2 separate regions of the Mus musculus genome follow, and region 2 is linked to region 1. The links are chromatin loops, found by intact Hi-C in ENCODE. Cell type or tissue: heart. All regions are shown on one strand.

Evidence for each region. A loop is a pair of places that touch in the nucleus more often than their neighbours do. Peaks named below come from ENCODE experiments on the same cell type or tissue, not always from the same donor. Only the 100,000 strongest peaks of a DNase experiment are listed, where the experiment ranks them.
Region 2: a loop joins it to region 1, with 2.0 times the contacts of the local background. A loop is called at or near these places in 6 of 42 quality-filtered maps.

The regions. Positions count from the first base shown.
Region 1 is chr4:109,665,991-109,673,990 of GRCm38, reverse strand. It overlaps Cdkn2c (cyclin dependent kinase inhibitor 2C), which reads left to right and starts at 7,235. Exons shown (of 3, transcript NM_001301368.1): 1 at 7,235-8,000. In heart, CTCF peaks have their summits at 3,522, 5,429 (motif pointing right) and 7,043; DNase peaks (open chromatin) are centred at 7,030 and 7,690; H3K4me3 peaks cover 1,744 bases; H3K27ac peaks cover 1,495 bases.
Region 2 is chr4:109,473,106-109,481,105 of GRCm38, reverse strand. Rnf11 (ring finger protein 11) reads left to right here and starts at 4,601. Exons shown (of 3, transcript NM_013876.3): 1 at 4,601-4,996. The coding sequence starts at 4,874. In heart, a CTCF peak has its summit at 4,267; DNase peaks (open chromatin) are centred at 4,385 and 4,865; H3K4me3 peaks cover 2,514 bases; H3K27ac peaks cover 1,850 bases.

The sequences.
Region 1 (8,000 bases):
ATTTGAATTTTTATTGTTATCTCTAGCCAGGCATGGTGGTACACACATTTAATCCTAGCATATGAGAAGCAGAGACATATGGGTCTCTGTGAGTTCAAGGCCTGCCTGGTCTACAAAATGAGTTCTAGGACAACCAGTTCTGTTACATAGAGAAACCCTGTCTTGAAAAACTGAAGGAAAAAGAAAAGAAAAGAAAGAAAAAAATGTACAGAATGAAGGGCAACGTTGTTTTGTTTTGTTTTTTAAGATTTTTGTCTAGGGTCATGAAATAAAGTGAAAGGACTAGGACGCAAGTCGAGGTCAAAACTAGTGCTCTTCCCACTTTCCCTGGTAACTCCTTATAGTATCACCCTCCTTGCAGCCAAGTTTATAAAGTAAATGAAAAGTTGTTTCTTACATATGGTCTAAGTATTATGGTTGAATAACCAGCATCCAGAATAAATATCTACTACAAAAAAATTGAAGGGAAAACAATATGTTTTTCATTTTTCTAAAATTCAATTCTGAGAAAATTTCACTGCAGTGACACAAATCAAGAGAACAGAAATTCTTTTTCCATAAGTACACGAAATAATTTTAATCTCATTTTATATTCCACTAAAATAGACTGTGCCCTAATTTAAATATAATCTTTTAAATCTTCATGTAATTTCCTCTTTCTAAAACTGTTTTTTAAATGTCTGTATTTCATTTTTCAAGTATCAATAACTTATTTGTGCTGGTATTGGTATTTTTTTAACTGTGTGGACGTCAGTGTAGGTACACAGAGAGGCCAGAGACACCAGATTCCCATGGAGCTGGGGTTAAAGGTGGTTGTGAGCAACCTTACACAGATCCTGAGAATCAAACTCAAGTCCTCTGCAAGAGAATTTGGGTTCTTAACCACTAAGCCATCTCTCCAGTCCCTATTTAACTAAATTTTCATTTGAAATTATTTTGGATTTATAAACTCCAATGACACGCATAGATCCTGATAATTTTGAAGAATCAAGAACTTTATAAACTATGCCTCACCTCGGTCTTGCCTAATGTTCCTCACATTTACACCCAGTTTGCACTAGGCATGGCAGCATATACCATTAATCCCAGAACTTAGGAAGAGAGAGTTTTCAAGGAGAGACCTTACTTCAGGGCGCGGGGGGGGGGGGGGAAGGACTACACTGGGTTTGTGGATCTTGAGTAAAAATATTTAAAGGTCTTTCTCATTATGTGATATTGGGGTCTTCATGTTATCAAATTACTTACTTTGGTATTAATTTTGATCCTGTGATTGAAAAAAACAAAGTTGTTTGGTGTTTTTTTTTTTTTTTTTAAGTTTGTGTTGTTGTTTGTGGTTATTGGGTTGGGTTGGGGTTTGTTGTTGCAGTTGTTGTTTCCAGGCAGGGTGTGGTAGCTATTCTTGGTTGCTAAATTGACTCTATCTGGAATGAACTACGATCCAGAAATGGGTGGCATACCTGTGATCCAGATCTTTTTTTTTTTTTTTTTAGATTTATTTATTTATTACATGTAAGTACACCGTAGCTGTCTTCAGATACTCCAGAAGAGGGAGTCAGATCTGGTTGTGAGCCACCATGTGGTTGCTGGGATTTGAACTTCGGACCTTTAGAAGAGCAGTCGGGTGCTCTTACCCACTGAGCCATCTCACCAGCCCCTGTGATCCAGATCTTGAAGCTAGAAGATACAAGCTTTTGATCCAGATCTTGAGGCTCAAGACACAGGACTTTAATCTAGATCTTGAGGCACACTTTTAATCTAGGCCATACATTCTGCTTGAGGCCTACATAAGGACTGGTGTGACTGAATATGCTTGGCCCAGGGAGTGGCACCAGTAAGAGGTGTGGCCTTGTTGGAGTAGGTGTAGCCTTGTTAATGGAAGCGTATTACTGTGGGGGTGGCCTTTGAGAAACCCTCCTCCTAGCTGTGTGAACCCAGTCTTGTCCTAGCACCCTTCAGATCAAGTTGTAACTTCTCAGCTCCTCTTCTGCCTTGGTGATAATGGACTAAGCCTCTGAACCTGTAAGTCAGCCCCAATTAAATGTCCTTTTATAAGAGTTGCCTTGAGCCAGGCATGGTGGCACATACCTTTAATCCCAGCACTTGGGAGGCAGAGGCAGGCAGATTTCTGAGTTCGAGGCCAGCCTGGTCTACAAAGTGAGTTCCAGGACAGCCAGGGCCATACAGAGAAACCCTGTCTCGAAAAAAACCAAAAAAAAAAAAAAAAAAAAAAAAAAGAGTTGCCTTGGTCATAGTGTCCTTCACAGAAATGGAACACCTAAGACAAGGATGATGAAAAACGGAAGGTTTTCTTCTTCACCTGCTTATACTTACTCGCCAACCTTATTGGAGCCCACTTCCTCAGGATTCCAGCTTATGCAGAAGTCCAACACTAGATTCTTCAGCTTCTTATTCACAGCTGGCCATTGTTGAGTTAGTTGTATTGCAGCCTGTAAGTCATTCCAATAAGTTATCTTTAGAGGGGGGAGGGGAGGGAGGGAGGAGAAAGGAAGGGAGTTCTGTAAGTTCTGTGACTCTAGAGAATCCAACTAATAAACAGGGTTTCTCTGTATAGCCCTGGCTGTCCTGGAACTCACTCTGTAGACCAGGCTGGCCTCAAACTGTCTACTTCTACCTCTTGAGTACTAGGATTAAAGGCTTGCACCACCACTGTCCAGCTGATAACCAAAGGTGTTTTTGTTGTTGTTGTTGTTGTTTGTTTTTAGTTTTTGGCTTTGGTTTTTCTTTTTTGTTTTTGTTTTTTTGTTTTTTGTTTTTTCCAGACAGGGTTTCCCTGTGTAGCCCTGGCTGTCCTGGAACTCACTCTGTAGACCAGGCTGGCCTTGAACTCAGAAATCTGCCTGCCTCTGCCTCCTGAGTGCTGGAGTTAAAGGCATGCACCACCAACACCCGGCGGTTTTGGTTTTTCGAGACAGGGTTTCTCTGTATAGCCCTGGCTGTCCTGGAACTCACTTTGTAGACCAGACTGGCCTAGAACTCAGAAATCTGCCTGTCTCTGCCTCCTGATTGCTGGGATTAAAGGTGTGGGCCCGCCCAATAACCAAAGTTTTTAAATAATGTTTCTTTCTTAGTAGATAACTCACGAGACTAATATTACTACCAAGTTAAATTTCTGTTTTAGTAATCAAACAAGTAGTTCATCCAATGACTTAAAGAGTCTGGTGGGTGATCCTAGACTCCAAGCTCACGTTGTGAATTCAAGCTCTATACTTGTTGACTTTAGATTATAATTTCAAATTTCCTTCATAAAAAATGAGACTAATTATACTTACTTCATAAAATTTAAATAATATGTGTATTATATTTAATAGCTGCAAAGCACTGTAAGCATCGCTAATTAATATCATAATTTAAGCTTTCAAGATGTTTACTAGCATTTTATTTTCTTACTTTTCAAAACAGGATTTTTCTGAGGAGTTCTACAAGTAACCTTTGTAAAAGCCTGTTGGGTCTCATAAATAAAATACCAAAGCCACAAGTATAAGTAATTTTAAAAAGGTCCCCTAGGGGGCCACCTCTGTTATCTATAAATTCAATAAAGAGGAAGATTTTAAAACCAAGTTAAGAATGTATAGTTACCTCATCCACATTCCTCAAAGCTAATCATGTAGGAACTCTTCGTTGACTGGAGTCAACATGGGGAAAACATAAAATAATTTGACTAAACCATACGCTTGCTGTAAGTCCTTTAAAATGATTATGAACTACTAAAGGTCCCTATGACTCTTGGTACTCAGTATCCAACTATGCAAGATGCCCTTTAAGCATCTGAGGGACATATCATAACTATGTTAAAAAAAACCTGTTACTTTCACTATAATACAAGTATAACATGTTATAAAATATAAGCTTATCAGCAGGGTAGTAGTGGTGCATGTCTTTAGTCCCAGCACTAGGGAGGCTGAGGCAGATGCATCTCTTGTGAGTTCAAGTCCAGCCTGGTCTACAGAGTGAGTTCCAGGACAATAAATGCTTATCGAGGACAGATACTCTTAAACCTACCTCAGTAAACTAGCTCTCACAAAATAAGAGATTTTTACATACCTAAAACTCCAGAACTATCACAAAAAAAAAAAAAAAAAAAAAAAAAAAAAAAAAGTCCCGCCGGGCATGGTGGCACACGCCTTTAATCCCAGCACTTGGGAGGCAGAGGCAGGTGGATTTTTGAGTTCGAGGCCAGCCTGGTCTACAGAGTGAGTTCCAGGACAGCCAGGGCTATACAGAGAAACCCTGTCTCGAAAAACAAACAAACAAACAAACAAACAAGTCCCTAAGAAACAGTTTTTGGGGGCTGTAGAGATGGCTTTCCAGTTAAAAGCACTTGCTGCTTTTGCAATGGACCAGAGTTTAGTTCCCAGCACCACCCACATAATACAGTTGACAATGTATCCGGGGATCCAATGCCTTCTTCTGGCCTTTTGGAGTGTACACACACACATTTTTAAATTTATTTTTTACTTTATTATTATTATTAGTAGTAGTAGTATCATTTTTTCAAGACAGGGCTTTTTGGTATAGCCATGGCTGTCCTGGAACTAGCTCTGTAGACCTCAGTAGGCCTCGAATTCACAGAAGTCCACCTGTCTCTGCCTCCCAAGTGCTGGGATTAAAGGTGAGTACCACTACCACCTGGCCAAATACATTTTTATTTATTTGTTTATTTATTATATAAGTACACTGTAGTTGTCTTTAGGCACACTAGAAGAGGGCATCTGATCCCATTACAGATAGTTGTGAGCCACCATGTGGTTGTTGGGATTTGAACTCAGGACCTTCGGAAGAGCAGTCAGTGTTCTTAACCACTGAACCATCTCTCCAGTCCCACCAAATACTTTTTTTTAAATGAATTTTAAAAGTTAGTGTTTGAACAAAAGCAACTGAAGTTATAAGAATAGAATTTTATTGAACAGCTTTTAGTCCTCTTTTAGTGTGTGTGTGTGTGTGTGTGTGTGTGTGTGTGTGTGTGTATTTTGAGACAGGCCTTCTCTCCGTAGCTCTGGCTGTCCTGGAGCTATCTGCAGACCAGGCTGGCTTTGAACTCACAAATATTCATCTTCCCTGACCTCCCAGGTGCTAAAATGAAAGGCATGCACCACCATACCCAGCTGCTTTTACTCTTTTTTAAAGATTTATTTATTTATTATTAGCTGTCTTCAGACACTCCAGAAGAGGGCATCAGAGTTTGTTACGGATGGTTGTGAGCCACTGTGTGGTTGCTGGGATTTGAACTCAGAACCTTCAGAAGAGCAGTCGGTATTCTTAACCACTGAGCCATCTTACCAGCTGCTGCTTTTACTCTTATTTGCAGGTTCTATATTTTTAAGTTTTATTTGTGGGTGATGGGACATTAAAATCTTCAATGCTTAGGGTTCCCCCAAACCCTTTTTAAAAATATTTGTGTATATGAGTACACTATTGCTCTCTTCAGACATACCAGAAGGGGGCATCGGATCCCATTGCAGATGGTTGTGAGCCACCATGAGGTTGCTGAGAATTGAACTCAGGACCTCTGGAAGAGCAGTCAGCACTCTTAACTGAGCCATCTCTCCAGCCTCTCCCCAAAGGTCTTAATACAACACGGTAGAGTGGGGAATACTTGTAATCCAGCCATACCAGGGTGACACAAGGTTACAAATACTAAGCCAGTCTGGGGTACATAAGGAGCAGTAGGCTAGCCTGGGCAACAGCACCCTAAACATTGCATTTTCTTTACTCAGTAATTCAGCAAAGATATTTTATTTGATGAAAGTCATAACACATGTACATCCATTTTTATACAGAATGCCCACAATTTTATTCTTCCTCGTTACCATATTTTCTCCAAGCAAGACACCATTAATTTCCAGAAAGCAGTGTTTGTAAATTTGTATTAGTGCTAGTTATCACTTTAACAGTGCCAATCTCCTATCATAGCTTCCAGATAACTAAAAACTCAGAGTTCCCAGAATGTATACATGGAATACAGTATACATGGAATCCTAAATATTCTGTTAAAATGATTTTTAAAGAAGTTCATCCCCTTTGTTGTTACCTGATTCACAATATTCAGCTTTCGATACCTCAAAAATTAGCTCTAATCTTTTTCTTAACAACTTAAAGAAACACTGCCAAATTCTTGTAGTTCCAATTTTCCCTAACAGCCAACCTGTTGCTAAATGACTATCCAGATGTCTCTGGCTTGTTTGAATACTTTCACTTTACTCCAAGGAACTGGGTTACAGATGTTACTTGAGGATATATGTGCAGTGGCTGGTTCTAATTAGACCAATATTTGGGGGGGAGGGGAGGCGGAGGGGGGGTTTGGTTTCATTTTGACCACTGAATGCAACCATGCTGGTGTTTTTTTAAAAGCATAAAAGTATAGAAGGCAATAATCTCATATGCCTACAAGAAGACGTGAAAAGTACAGAAAATTGATGAATATGAAATATATGGATGCACTGGTCCTTTTACACTTAGACCACCATCCTCACCTCCACCTAAAAACAACCAATCCTCGGTGTAGTGAGTGAAAGAAATCCCCCAATAAAGACATAGCCTTTTTAGAAAACCTTTCTAACTCACTGTAAGCTTTGTTTAAAGTTAATTGCATTTCTCCTTTTCCCTCAAGACTAGAAGTTCACATTTTCTAGACCCTGAAGTTCGTCGGGATTTCTTGTAATATGCTTTCAGTTCTCATAAAACTCGGTCTACAAGACTTCTCTGCCCTGTGGTGCTGTCAGTTGTGTCGCCTCTGCAGCCCTGGCAATGACCTGACAGGTGCCAAGGCCTGTGGCAGAGCAAAGGAGTCCAGCAGCCCCGGGCCAGGCCACTCGAACTCGGCGAGCCTGGTCGGGGAGCGCCGAGGAGGGTGGAGCTGCCCGGCTCCAGCAGAGGAGATCCTACCCGTCAGCTGCAGGGCCGCCGAGCCTCTAAGGGCCTCCGCCCGCACCCGCGGCCTTAGTTACCACCACCGGGGTCCCGCACGGTAGAGGCTCCCACTCCAGCCAGCCCCAGAACAGCAGGCCAGGCCGGGCCGAACCCACCCCGCTTCGGCAGGGGAGACTAGCGAAGCGAGAGGGCAGGCGGGAGCGCCAGCGAACCCAGGCCCAGCGCGGGCAGAGAAGGGCGCAGGGCCGCGAGGGCGGAGCGAGCGGGCTGCCGGCCACTGCGCCGCCAGGGCGTTGGGCGGGGCGTGGGCGGGGCCCGGCCTTCCCGCTCCCGCGGCGCCCTAACTCGGCGGAGCCTCCTTAAAACTCTGCCGTTAAAATGGGGGCGGGTTTTTCAACTCAAAAAGCGCTCAATTTTTTTCTTTTCAAAAAAAGCTGATGAGGTCGGAAAAAAGGGATAAGAAACCGGCACAGTACCTTCAGAGGCAACCGTAGCAGCAGTTGCTTCAGCGGAAAAAGAAGCAAAGGAGGGAGGGAAGGGAAAGATCCTAAAGGAAAGACGCGCAAGTGTCTGTAGCGGAGAAGGGAGCGGCGATCAGAGATTTGGGGGAGTCGGACTACAAAAGAAACTGTCAGCTGCGGCTCGCGACCGGCCGGCGCAGCCTGCCTCGGCTCCGGAACCCAACTGGCTGGCAGCCGCTGTCCTGTCCGCGGCACTGATAGGGGCACAGGCCGGAGGACCGCCAAGAACTAACTGGCCAAGTGGCACCGAGCGCCCGAGCTGCTGGGCGGCCGCCAAGAAGTTGGCGGGACTGGCTGCGCCCGGGATCTGTGGCGACCGCTCCTACTTCCAAAGACCCTTCCCATCATCGGACGCCCCGGGAAAATCTGAAAGGGAGGGAACGACAGCGGCAGAGGCGACGGCCGCCCCTCAGCGAGCGCTTGCAGTGAAGAGCCTGAGCTAGCTCGGTCGTAGGCGGGAAGTTACTGGTGAGCTGGCCGGGTGCAAGAGCGATGCTGCCGCGAGCTACCCCAGCGGCTGGAGCCCCATAGACGCTTCCCCCTTCGCCGTGCACCGTCTTCAGGCTGCCGGGAGTCCCGGGACCCGGCGGG
Region 2 (8,000 bases), 190 kb after region 1:
AGAGGGTAGTGTTCTCTGAGTTTAGTGGAGTTAGGATCTCTGAATTTAGCAGATCAGTGAAGGAAGTGCAGATGGGATATAGCCACTAATCCAGAGAGCTAACCTGTTGTCCCACCCTACCTGGAGGCTATTATACATTGGGAGTTTAGCGTTTTAAGGCAGGTACTACATAGGCTATAGGGCAGCTTCTGTGATCTAACACTGAACAAGCCAGTTAAACTTCCTTTCATAAGTAGAAGTATTTTCTTCTTTTTTTTCCCCCGCTTTCCTTCTTTCTTCTTCTTTTTCTTGTTTTATTTTTGGTTTGGTTTTGGTTTTTTTGAGACAGGGTTTCTTTGTGTAGTCCTGGATGTCCTAGAATTCACTCTGAAGATCAGGCTGGCTTCAGACATCTGCCTGCCTCTGTCTCCTCAGAGGTGACCAAAGGTCTGGGCCACCACTGCCAGCAGTATTTTCTAAAATAATGATAAGAAAAGATAAGTGCATAGATCCATGTGTAACAGCTGTTTTAACGTACCATGTACTGTATATAGCCCTGCACTGTACTAGAGTGCCGGTGGCACAGTAGCTGTGTTTACACTAGCATTATCACCAATGCAGCCTTTATGTGTTATGCTATGACCTTACAATGGATGTGACATCATGGAGCTGATAGGAATTTTCAACCCATTGTGTTCTTATGGGATCATGGTGGATCACCAAGATCAATAACCACTTACCTTTTTTTAAAAAAGGGTTGTTTTTTTAATTGTGTTTGGGTATGTACATGTGTGTGAGTGCCCACAGAGGCCAAAAGAAGGTGTTGGATCCCTGGAGCTAGAATTACAGGCAGTTGTGGGCTGCTGGACTTAGGCATATGGGAACTGACCTCCAGTCCTCTACAAGGGCAGAATATGCACTTACCAAGCTATTAACCACTGACCCATCTCCCCAGGCCCAACCTGCCTTTTTCTATAAAATAAGTCTTCTATCTCAGTGGTGGTAGTGGTTTTAATACAGGGTCAGTCTGTGTAGCTGACTTCTCAACATGTTAAATTTATAGCAGTTCTGTCTCCCGAGTGCTGGGATTATAGCCATGATTACTACACTAGCCTTCCAACTCCGTTTTTATATTTTCATTCTTATGTTTCCTGTTGTCTCTTCCTTTTTCCTTCCCATCCATCCTCCTCCTTTTCTTGTGTGTGTGTGTGTGTGTGTGTGTGTGTGTGTGTGTGTGTGTGGTGTAGCATGTGAGTGCTGTCTGTGCATGCCACAGTGAGTTTGCTGAAGTCAGAGGACAAGTTTCAGGAATCCATTCTTGCTTTCCATTTCATTGAGGCTGGTCCCTCCGTGTCCTGCTGCCGTGCATGTACCCCAGCTAGCTAGCCCACTAGCTTCCTTGAGGCTGTCCTGCCTCTGCCTCTTATCTCACAGTAGGACTACTGGGATTATAAATTCCAAACACCGAATCTGGCTTTTACTTGGATTCCAGAACCAGAACCTGTGTTGTCAGGCTTGCAGTTAGCATTTTACCCAAGCAGCCATTTCCCAGCTTCCCCTCTCCCTACTTTCCAAGACTGGGGAGCCTTATGTAGCCAAGGCTTGCCTTGAGCTCATTCCAGACCTGAATATCAGGATTTAGGTGTGCACCACTATACCTGGCTTGTTTCCTTTTCCTTTTTCTGTAGGTGCTGTTCCAAAATCTCTCTGTGGTAATTTACAAAGTAACTAATGCCTGTCTAGAATTTCTGCCAAAAGAGAGTGACTAATATTTTAGTATTGAAGTGGCAGTAGGCTAAAGAAACATACCACAGTTCTCTCATCAGGCAGATGGGTCTAAAAGTGTACATTTATGAAAAAGTGATTATATCTTTAGATATCATTTATGATATATATGAAACATGTATGAACTTGTAGGAACAAGGTAAGAAAAATATAAAAGAAAAAGACAGGTAGTGGTGCTTCACTTAAATTCCAGCACTCAGGAGGCAGACAGAGGCAGGTGGATCTCTGTGAGTTCAAGGACAGCCTGGTCTACAGAGTGAGTTTTAGGACAGTCAGGGCTATACAGAGAAACCCTGTCTCTAAAAACCAAAACAAAAAAAGAATAAAGACAGAGTGCTAGATATAGGAGTTCACTCCTGTAATCCCAGCATTTGGGAGGCTAAATGGCGTGGTAATGTGGAACTCCAGGCTCTCCTGGGCTTCTTTCTTAATGGAACTGTCTTTGTTCTGGGAGGAGATATTGAGGAAGGGCTCTCATGTAGTCCAGACTGGCCTGGAATTCATTCTGTATGGGAAAATGATTTCTAACTCCTGATCTTCCTACTTCTACCTTCCAAGTGCTGGAATAATAGATTTGTATCTCTGTGCCCAGCTCAAGGTTCTGTTTTGAAACACATTGGTTGGAGAAAGGGTGTGGTGGCACATACCTTTAGTCCTAGCATTTTAGAGACAGACAGGTAGACCTCTGAGTTTGAGGCTAGTCTGGTCTACGTAGGGAGTTCCAGGACAGCCAGAGCTATATAGTGAGATGCTATTTCAAAAAAAAAATTTTTTTGTTTGATTGAATATAGACTTTTTTTGAGGCAGAATTGTTTGTTTGCTTGTTAAGTAACATTGGCTAGCCTTGAACTAGACATGTTCCTGTCTTGGCTCTAAATGCTTGAATTACAGGCATTCAACAACACCCTTCTCTCTTTCTCTCTTCTCTCTCTCTCTCTCTCTCTCTCTCTCTCTCTCTCTCTCTTTCTTTTTTTGGTTTTCAGGACAGGGTTTCTTTGCTTAGTCTTGGCTGTTCTGGAACTTGTATTACAGACCAGACTGGCCTCGAACTCTCAGAGATCTGCCTGCTTTTTGCTTCCAGAGTGCTGAGATTAAAGGCATGCCTAGTTAAGACCCCCTGCTTTGAACATAGAGTTTGACCTCACTTTGATAGTGATTTTGTGGAATTGGGATTTAAAGGGAAAATGTTTGGGATTTACTCATTAAACACAGTAGTATCTATCAAAAATCCCTTCTGACCCTCACCCAAACGAAATAAACAGAGTTTTCTACAAACATCAGGGGAGGGGACCCTCTAAGACTTTGTTTGTTGTTGCAGGTAAACCCAGGATCTTTCAAGAAAAAAGTCAGGTTTTATGAATCAGTCGCTCTAACATAGGGCCTGTAAATAACAATAAATCAGTCAATGGTGAATAAAACTGGAGATCAAAGTCAACTTCTTGCCTTCTTGATTAAAAAAAAATGGCTGTGGAGAACACTCTCTTCTTGTTCTTCCCTTTGCATATGCTGTTTGAGCATTTGTTCATTCAGCCAAGGAAAGACTCTACTACCTTAGGCAACATGCCAGGCCTTACACAGGGAAGGGACAGAGAACTCAGCTTGATCAACCTGACAGAAAGGCCCTGACTGGGAACTCTGAGTAGGTGACTAACCCAGACTGGAGAAGCAGAAAAAGATTTTCAAGGGAAATGAAATGGAGTCCACGAAGGACTGGTGAGGATAATGATTAGCCCAGCGAGAGGTAAGAGGTCAGGAATACTGTCTGTCTGTGGAAATCTCAGCCAGCGAGAACAGTCTTTGAGAGGACTAGAAGCACTTTGGCCATTTTGGGATTTAGAATTTATAAAAGAGGGGCAGTATTTTGAATGAGATTAGAGATTTCTTCTTTCCGTTTTTTTTTTTTTTCCCGTTTCGTTTTGTTTTGTTTTTCGAGACAGGGTTTCTATGTGTATCCCTGGCTGTCCTGGAACTCACTCTGTAGACCAGGCTAGCCTCGAACTCAGAAATCTGCCTGCCTCTGCCTCCCAAGTGCTGGGATTAAAGGTGTGCGCCACTACTGCTCGGCAAGAGATTTCTTAAGATTATTCTGTGGGTAGTATTGGGAAGGCATATATATATATATGCCTTCCCAATACATATATATATATCCTCAATCATTCAAAGGGTATGGAGGTAGGGGACAATGATGAACACAGAGAGACTGAGAATCAACGGCAAATGTTAGTTTGAGAGGCTTGAATTAGGGAGGTGGGATTGGGAAGAAATGGGCAATCCGATAATCTCATGGCTGTGATGTTGGGAGGGTAGGGCGTGTTCATCACATGAGTTTGGACTTTATTCTTAAAGGATAAAGGAGAAGGAAGCTAAACACCTCAGCTATCTGCCTGGTCCATTCAGATCCGTGCTTACAGACATCAACCCGGCAGACAGCGTGAACAGTCTGAGGACACCGCGCAGGTAAGGTAAGGTAAGTCCGCAAGCTGGCTGCAGCCGGGACATACAGGGGGCGCCGGAGGCAGATGGTCGGGAGACCAACAGCCACACAGCCTGGACCTTAAACTCAGAGCCCAGCCACGCAGTCCAGGAGTCGGACGCGCGCGCCCGGGGCGGGGCCGGAGCACGCACGGCGGCATGACGTAGGCCTGGCCAGCCTCGTTCTGGCCACCGCCGCCGCGCCGAGGCGGAGTAGGATGAGGCCCCGGGCCGCGGCTCCAGCGTCGGCAGGGGCAACAGCAGCTGAGGCAGCAGCTGAGGCAACCGAGACGGCCGCGCCCCCCCCTCCTGACCTGGATTAGGCCCAGCAGCCCGTGGCCGCCGCCGCCCCGCGGGGGGCGGGGTGGGGAAGCGCTCAGTCTTCCCGCCCCCGCCCCCCTCAGGTTCCAGACGCGACCCCGGCGCAGCCCGCGGCCTAGCCTCGCGCCCCCTGTCCCGGGGGCTGGCATGAGCGGCCCCTCGGTGGCGCCGGGGCGCGGGGGAGCCGCCGCCTGAGCCCCGGGCCTGCCGCCTTGGACCCCGCGGCGCCGAGCGAGCTCACCGCCGAGCGTGCGAGAGACCGGGTCACAGCTTTCTTCCTCCCGCAGATCTCAAGCATACACCCCAGCCCCGGAAGATGGGGAACTGCCTCAAATCCCCGACTTCGGATGACATCTCCCTGCTTCACGAGTCTCAGTCCGACCGGGCTAGCTTTGGCGAGGGGACGGAGCCAGATCAGGAGCCGCCGCCGCCATATCAGGTAGGGAGGGTGTGTGTCGGCGTGCGAGAGGAGGCGGCTCGGGCCCTCTGCCCTTGGCCTCCACGGCCTAGACCGGGGGTGGGTGGGGGGGGGGTGGCGTTGACCCCTTCAGGGCTGGCCTTGAGGGTGTCTGCTGCCCGGTTCCCAAATGGAAAAGGGTCCTTCTGGGCATCCCCTTGGGCACGGGTTGAGGACGGTCTTCTGTCCTTGAGTTCAGGAATCGAGTGTGTGATCTTATCCCCTTCGGTGCCTAGTAGTTTAGCTTGTGGAGTTGAGGATGACATGGTTTTCCTGCCTTTATGTCTGAGTTGTGTGATTTCCTCATCAGACTGCCAAGAGGATTACGGGTTTTGCGTAGCTTGTCACCCCCTCCCCCCTTATATTTGTGTTTTCGTTTATGATCCTCCCCACTCTTTTGTTAATTGGCTCTGGTAGAATGTCTTTTTTACCATCTACTTGGGAGGTAGAATTCCAAGTGGCGATTTTGGCCTCAGCTTCATAAAGAGTTACTTGTTTATATATACATATGTGGTAATTTTAAGCTCCACCCCTGTGACACATCTTTTAAATAAGTTGGCTTAATTAAAATTTGATTATCTTGAACTTGAGAGACCTTTCAACCTGACTTGGGAAATGCCATCTGTTACTTAAAGTCCTCTTTATCAAAGACTCCTGAATGGGTCTTTCTAAATGATACATTGAGTAAACTTCTCAGGTGGGCTTTAATACAGTTCTTTAATATTTTCCTGAAGAGAGTTTAGTTTTCTAACTGTGCAGTCTCCTTTGATTTTATGTGGTGACATCATTATCTAGTGTAGTGTTTTCTCAATCCTGTGTAAACCAGTTTCTCATCACGTGGCAAAAAATTGATCATATGAGCTGATTTTCTGACCCCCTCATGTTAGTCAAGTCCCATCTTTACGATAGCCTGGCAAAAGCCTCTATTTTAACCAAACCAGGCTGTTGATAGTTTTGTCTTTGCTCCAGGTGATCTTTATGCTAAGAGCCCTTCCCCCAAGGTTGCCCAGGTGAACATTTAATCCTCTTTAAGGACTCAGCTCAAGTATCTAAAGTACTGACATTACCCACCCTTCTTCCCCGAATTCCTGGATACGTCCCCCATGTACCTTCTACACTTACAAGCAGTACCAGACCTAAAATAATTTAGTGCAGTATCTTTGTTTAGGTAGTTGTGTGTCTCACCCTTGACATATGTGTTCTCCTCCCCTTGTACAAGCTGAATTTGGGACAGTTTCCAGGTGCTTTTATACTCTAGCATCTGACTCATAGTAGATACTCAATAACTGAGATAAATGAAGAATAGAAGCTTTGTCGTCAATATTTCATGCAATTTCTGTCCTATAAAAATTAAGTATTGGCTATATTTATGTGGCCCATTTCTCCCAACATATTTAAATTGCTTCAGGAGCAATACCTAATACTAAATGGAATATGAATATTATCCATAATCAGTAACAGGAATTAAACTGAGAACCCTATGCATTCTAGCAAAACACCACTATAGAACTATAACTCTGCTGTTTAAAAAAAAAAAAAAAAAAAAAACTTATTGTTAGACAGTGACTCAGGAAGTTGACCAGACAGACAAACATTCTGTCCTCCTGCCTCAGCCTCCAGAGTTGGGCCCATTTTTCAGGCTATCTTAACTGTTTTCCTCTCCACTGGATAGCTCCTCTAGAATGAATTTATGTAGGTGACATGAGCAAACTTCTCCCCCAAATCTATGTTCCTTAGCCTCTTTCTAGGAAAATTGGATATCTGACTTGCTGCTTTCTGTTATTCTTACCGTAATTTTAGAGTTATGGGAACTATATTTTTGTCCTTTCCAAAAGGACTAGATCATAATGATGGCTTTTGGTATTTTACCAGTACTTTTTTGGAATGTTATTTTTGACAATGGAAATTGTATTGTGGTTGCCTTTTCCTGAAATGAATGACCCAAATACTGATATGCAAAATTACTATGAATTGCAAGAAAATAGTTACTTTAAAATATGAGACCATAAAAAGAAATATTTAGCTTTGCATGGTGGCTCATATCTGTCATCTTAGTACTTGGAAGGCTGAGTCAGGAGGATTGCTGACATTTGGAGGTCAGTGCTACATACTGAGTTCAGTGCTGGTCTCGGCTATAGAATGAGACCCTATCGAGTTTTTAAAAGAAACCTGTAAATATAATAACATCCCCCTCAAGTCTCTAATATATTACTAATATTTGTTTTACATGATTTGAGAAAGCACCAGTCCATAGTAAATGATTTATAATATTTGGGCTTTTAAAAGGAAATAGTACGTAATGAATATAAAAGCTACAGTAGTATTGATTTGCTTCTGTAAAGAATAGGTGGTGGTACACACCTTTAGTCCCAGCACTCAGGAGGCAGAGGCAGGTAGATCTCTGAGTTTGAGGCCAGCTTGATCTACAGATCAGTTCCAGGATATTAAGACTACACAGAAATAAACAAAACAAAAACCAGGCTGGGCCTGGTACATCAGCTTTCATTGCAGCATTAGGGAGGTGGAGGAAGGGTGGAAGTGGTGGATACTGAGTTCCAGACCAGCCTAGTTGACATGTTGGGTTCCAGGCCAGCCAGGGATAAACAGTGAGACCTTGTCTCAAAAAAGGAACAAAACAAAGAATATGTTCAGTTACAATAGGTCTTTAAATGAAAACTATCTGGTTATAAAGTTAAAGGAGCATAGTTTTTATTCCTTTTCTCCTGTGACAAGTACTTAAAACATAGTTCTTATATTTATGTTGTGCAGTATACAGGTATACCAAGAGCTCTGTAAAGCAAAGATCCAGTTATTTTTACTAACAGTAACCAACAGACTTTATTTGGGCTTGAACGTAAGTCCTCGGTTGGAAGTGTCACTTAGTTGGAAGAGTACATGCTTAGTGTATGAGGCCCTGGGTCTTAATGAGCACTAAACAAAACAGCTTGAAGTAAACACCATTATGGCCAACGTTTGCATGAAGCCC